2 separate regions of the Mus musculus genome follow, and region 2 is linked to region 1. A link is a loop called in an ENCODE intact Hi-C map of the cell type or tissue named here. Cell type or tissue: left cerebral cortex. All regions are shown on one strand. Links, peaks and the distances in the headings refer to the core of each region. The heading gives the core; the rest is flanking DNA.

What was found. Peaks named below come from ENCODE experiments on the same cell type or tissue, not always from the same donor. Only the 100,000 strongest peaks of a DNase experiment are listed, where the experiment ranks them.
Region 2: a loop joins it to region 1, with 2.6 times the contacts of the local background. A loop is called at or near these places in 5 of 42 quality-filtered maps.

What each region holds. Positions count from the first base shown.
Region 1 is chr13:71,230,058-71,232,971 of GRCm38, reverse strand. No RefSeq gene overlaps it. Among named protein-coding and RNA genes, the nearest start is that of Mir466f-4, 120 kb to the right of the region's middle. In left cerebral cortex, for the core only: no CTCF peak of the experiment used is centred there; a DNase peak (open chromatin) is centred at 1,593.
Region 2 is chr13:71,104,231-71,107,144 of GRCm38, reverse strand. Gm40997 (a long non-coding RNA gene) reads left to right here and starts at 718. Exons shown (of 3, transcript XR_873655.1): 1 at 718-797. It overlaps Mir466f-4 (microRNA 466f-4), which reads right to left and starts at 56; the gene lies at 1-56. In left cerebral cortex, for the core only: a CTCF peak has its summit at 1,734 (motif pointing left); DNase peaks (open chromatin) are centred at 766, 1,746 and 2,283; H3K4me3 peaks cover 715 bases.

The DNA of each region.
Region 1 (2,914 bases), core at 236-2,735:
GCTGTATGCCATGCCGGAAGAGCAGAATCCTGGTCTAGTCTGGTTGGGGAGTGAGTGCTGCGTCCCGGAGAGGCAGGGGAAAAGAGAAGACCTTCTTTCAGAGTCTCCTATAGGTAGAAGGTCTTCCCCATGATGCTCTTTAATGAAGTAGCTCTCTGAGATGATCTTAGCATGTTTGTATTTCTTTACTGGGAATGGCTATGAATGCATACGCTTTATTTGCAGTGAACCAGGGATTCAATAATTTTGGGAAAGGATGTGAGAATATGCAGGTAGGGAAGGTCATTGGCTGAAGGCTAAAGTCATTGAGATGCCTCGTTAGCATGAAGTGTTCCAGGTGCTGTGTCACATGACTGACTTCCCTTGGTCACCTTCATTAAGGTTCATGATTACGTGCAGGCGTAGAAGCAGAGAGGGAGCAGCCCTACTCCTGCTGTCCCAGATCTCTGAGATGCCTGGGGTTCGAGCATGTTCCACCTCACCAGTCCCATGCCCATCTGGTGGCACAGTCCATGTACCCTACACCCCACTGTTGACTTCTCCTTTTCAAACAACTAAGACGTAGTTTACTCCTTAAATAAATCAGTATCAAGATGAGTGTGGGGCTTGTTTGCTGCTTTCAACTTGTCACACGTGTCTGTATATGTGTTGTACATACGTGGATATTCATATCAACATGTGTTTGTGCTCTGATAATGGGAAGGCATGCATGTGCTTGAGTGTGTATTTGTGAGGCAGCCAGAGGCTGACATCAAGAGTCTTGTTCATTGAGGGAGGCTCTCTTAAGCTTGCTAATTCTGACACCTGGCTAACCACTTTGCCCCAGATCTCCCTGCCTCACCCTGAGTCACAGGAGTTGCCATGCCTGTCCCACTGTTAGATGGGTCGTGGGACTCTGAACTCTGCTCCCTCACATTTGCACAAGTTCTTTATCCACTGAGCCTCCCCCGGTAAGCTCTGAATTCTGTGGACCGGTGTCTGAGATCCTCAGGCTGCCATTGTGCCTCCTCAGACCACAGACAGAACACTCAGAGCATTTTCCTGTCCAGTCAAGGCTTAAGAAAAATCACAGTTTGAGGAGGCTGAGAACCATATTGTACACTCCATTGCTCTTCAGGGGATGCTCCTGGTCTCCCTCCCTAACATCCAGAGAGCAGGCCTGTGGTCCAGGAACATGGCCTCAGGAACATGTTGCTAGAGACCCAGGAAAGTAGAGTCTATCCAGGCCATTCAACGCTTTAACTTTGTTCTATAACACACAAACAAGTAGAAATTTCACACCTTGTTTTGAGTGGGAACATAAAACAAACCACTTCTCCAGGTCCAGTTCTTCCCCTGGAGCCTAATGTGGCCTGATGGAGACCCAGAAATGGGGCTGGGTGGCTCCTTGTTGCCGGTGACCTTGAAAACATTGAGAGAAAGCTGGACAGAAAAGCAATTTCATCTCTGAAATTACACACCACGGTTCTCATTCATCTTGATAAGCACTTTTAAGGACTAAAAGGGGGGTGGGGATATTGCTGCTAGGAGAACTGTGGAGGCCTCCTTTTGCCGAGTCAGTTTAAAGTAAATTTAGATGTTCAAAGATGCATTTGGTTTCCATTGTGAGCTAAATTGGCCGCTTCAGAAGGGTGAGAACAGACGGACAAGAAGGCAGCCAAAAGGAGAAATCAGGCAAAGAAAATCCACTTAAGAACAAATTTATTTGAATTTGGTTGTTAAAACACAGGCTTGTTCTGATTATAATGTTATTTGGGGGTTAAGATGACCATCAGTTTTCTTCTTCTATTTGCACTGGGAATAAGCTCTCTCTCTCTCTCTCTCTCTCTCTCTCTCTCTCTCTCGTGTGTGTGTGTGTGTGTGTGTGTGTGTGTGTGTGTGTGTGTGTGTGTATCTTTGATAAGAAACAAGAACAAAAAGAAAAACCTTCACTTGTCACTGGGGGTCATTATGACCTCCTGCAATCCACACAGCGTGTGTCTTTCTTGAGTGCCACACAATCAGAACTCCCCATTTCCTTGTGATAGGAAAAGGATGTGCTTCTCTAGGATCCTACCTATTGTCTGGATTGATGCTCAGAACAGCAGCTAACCGCCCCACTTTGAGGCCAGCAGGGGCAGCCAGGGCTAAACAGTGCAATCTGCATTCCAGAGTCCTCACCTCCCATTAAGGACAGACCATGAGATCTATAAAGGGAAGAGCCTCGTGGTAGTAGATAGCATGTCAGCATCACCTTTGTCTCTCTTGGAGGACTCTTGGGAGATCAACTGGAAGGAAATACGTGGACTTCGGGGAAGTAACTGCCAACCAACCATTCAGGATAAGCAATGTGCTGTACAGCTCTCTACCACACACCTTGTCTTGAAAGGGAAACATTTTGAGAACCAAAGCCTCATGCGTGCAAGTATCCACACATCCTTTCTTCCAACAACAGAAAACAGGGCAGCCCACTTCCTCCTGTATCCCAAAAGTGGCCAAAGGACCTTCTCCTGCAGTGCGCATATGGAAATCTACAGCCCAACAGAGAGGCTACTTGAGCTTAGGGGGTGGGGTGGATAGGCTTAATCATTCTTTGTATTCAGTTCATCCTGCTCACTCAAGACTTTAGATTTTTAATTGAGAAGACTGTGGCCTGCCAATCATGGCAAGAGGACTGAAATCCTTCAGAAATATCAGGGGATTCAACCAGGAGCATAGACTTAAGATCATGGCTGAGGAACAAGGTATCCTGTATTGGCCACTCTCCAGGCCATTCTTGGAAGCCCTAGTTAACTGGGATTCATGTTGTCAGTTCCAGATCTCCAAACAAAGCTCACACAGGAAAGACTCCAAGACGCAAGCTGCTTATTACTCTTAACTGACTGTTATGAATACCATTGTTGGGAGTGAATCCACGTCTCTCATGAAAGTTACA
Region 2 (2,914 bases), core at 285-2,784, 130 kb after region 1:
CATACAGATACACACACATGCACATGCACACACACGTAGACACACAGATGCAGATGCACACACTCACATACAGATACACTCACATACACAGATACACACATACATGGATGAACAGATACAGAGATACATACACACACACAGATAAACAGGATGACAGACACACCTACACACACACAATGTTAACCACAGCTTCATGGGCACTGGCAAACAGAATCTTGCACTTGGCCATGAGGACATGGGTGGGCATTTACTGTTCAAACGTGGATGGATATAAAATATCAAAATGAGGGCTCTGAGCAACAGGAGTTAGAGAAACAGGATGCTTATTTAATTAGTTGTAACAAGATGTTGCAACTCTACTTCAGTAGCTGTAAACACCCTGCATTCCCCCTGGAAAACATCAGGAGCTGAGGGAGAGGACTTAGCACGTAATGTGATTGGATCATACGTTTGTTTATTAGGCCCAGTCTCAGAAATGAGGATGTATGTCAATCAAAACCTAGCATTGAACAGGACATACTTTGCACATTTTCTGTTAAGGAGGCCTGTGATGGTTTGAGTATGCTTGACCCGAGGAGTAGCACTATTAGGAGATGTGCCCTTGTTGGAGCAGGCGTGGCCTTGTTGGAGGAAGTGTGTCACTGTGTGGGTGGGCTTTGAGTCACTCCTCCTAGCTGCCTGGAAGACTGGTCTTCTAGCATCCTTCAGAATAAGGTATGTTCCTTCTCCAGCGCCATGCCTCTCTGGATGCTGCCATGCTTCCTGCTGCGATGATAATGGACTGAAGCTCTAAACCTGTAAGCCAGCCCCAATTAAATGTCCTTTAAAAGGGTTGCCTTGGCCGTGGTGTCTCTTTACAGCAATGGGAAGACAAGGGCTCACTGAGACTTATTTTTCAAGTCCCGTTGAGATCTCTGTCTACCCCAGACCCTTCCTGAAGTGTTTATTTGTCCTTAGATTTCCATGACCCTCCCGTCTGCATGAAGGTTTTTTTTGTTACCTTTGAGTGATGGGCATAATTTATCAGAAGCTACGAGGACTGCTCGATACTGGGGAAATGCCCCTGCTCGCTGCTCGAGACATGGTTCTGCCCATTGGCACAATAGCTGTGTTGTTGGGGCTGCCTGGGTTTTGCCTGGAGTGATGTGTTTAATAAGGAGGAAGGCACTATCCGCATTTTAGTTTGTGTTTTAGGGACAAGTCTCAGGTGGCAGAGACTGTCTCAAATTCATATAGAGTCCAAGACTACAAAAGGCCCCTGTCTCCCCACCGACCCTACCCAAAGAAAAATAAAAACACAGAAAACTTAAGGCCAACGTTCTCCAGAGGAAGGACTTGCAGCGCATCTGGATTGTTTTAATTTTATTTTATTTTATTTTTTCCTGTTACCACTCCCCTTAAATAAATCTCAGGTTTAAGGAGGTTACTCAGGAGGTCAGATCCACTGTTCTGTCTTTGAAGTTGGGATTCCCCCGACTTCAGCAATGCTGTTCACGGTTCAGGTATGAGAAGGGTTTTAAGGGAACTTCACTCTAGAGACTTCTAGCTCTCAAGCGCAAGTTGCCTGCTCCGTAATCAGCTTTGCCATCTGACTGCTGTATCAGAAGGTATTCACTTAGCAGTAATTAAGAGGAAAAGCTGATTTTTATTGGTTCCAACTGTTAAAGAATGTTTGCCTCGCACCCTGGCAGCTGCGGTGCACCAACGGGGCAAAGGCTGTCTTCGGCTGCCACCTAGCGTCCGCCTTCGGAAGCACGGACACTGTTTCCCCTTCGCTGAGGCCAGCAAAGGGGTCTGTGAAATTCCCCGCTGCTCACAAAGGAAAAATGATTTCCCTAAAAGCCACAGTGCTTTTTAGAGACCTTGGCCGCGGTCCAATTTAGCTTTACAGTAGGGGGGAGAGGCAAGAAGAGAAATGAGCCGTTTGATTTTGTGTTGCTGAATGTATTTTAATAAAGATTTTGAATGCATGTTTTAAGTAAATTCCCAGGCGCTGCAGGGCAGCTGGACATCACGAGAGGAAGAGGAGCTAGTGTAATCCAGAGGAACCCAAGTCACAATTACAGCGTTCACTCTTTCCTCATTTACAGTTCATGAAGGAAGCAGTGCCGTCTCGCTTATTTCATTGTTCATCTGTCTTCTAAATTCGAGTATTAGAGCATCGAGCCACTCTGAGGACGAAAAAGAAAGCAGGCACGTTAGGAAAGCCCCCAAATGTTCTGAAGCACCAGGGAAACCAAACGATTGCTCCCAAACAGCCCGTGAAATTGTCACAATTACCTCCCGAAACCACAGGGTTCTCCACGTTATTTTTCTCTCTTCCCAGCTGACTCAGAAGGAAAAGATCCAGGGATCTCTCTCAATTTAAACTGCAGGGTGGGAGGAGGCTGTCCCGGCGTGGTGCAACTGCTCTGTGAAGGATCTAACTTCAAGGCACCCGTGGCCTGTGACCCGGAGAAGGAGTTTGCAAAGTCCTAAGCCTAATTTCCAAATTTTGCACTTGAGAAAGCGGAAGCTCTCAGGAGCTGAGCATCTCTGGGCGATTACACAGCTGGTTAGAGCCGGAGCAGGCTTCTCACTGGGGTGTGCTCTCCCCTTCACTGCCTTCTCTCAACTCAATATTAATATTTATGTGCCCTATGCATGAACATACTCTGCCACATCCTACAAGACAAACATACACCTTCTAGGAGTTGGAGGGAATACGTTCTCTCACACATGCACATAGAGGAAAGCAAAGCATCCCAGCTTATAAAACTGTCTGGATTTAGAACAGATCATATCTAAAGCACCATCATGATTTCTGTGTTCTAGAACCCGAGTGTTTTCAAGATGTTTGAACAGTTCAGGGACCTTTTGCTCTGGCAATAGATTCTTCACTACAAGTATAATATATATTTAATAATATTAATAT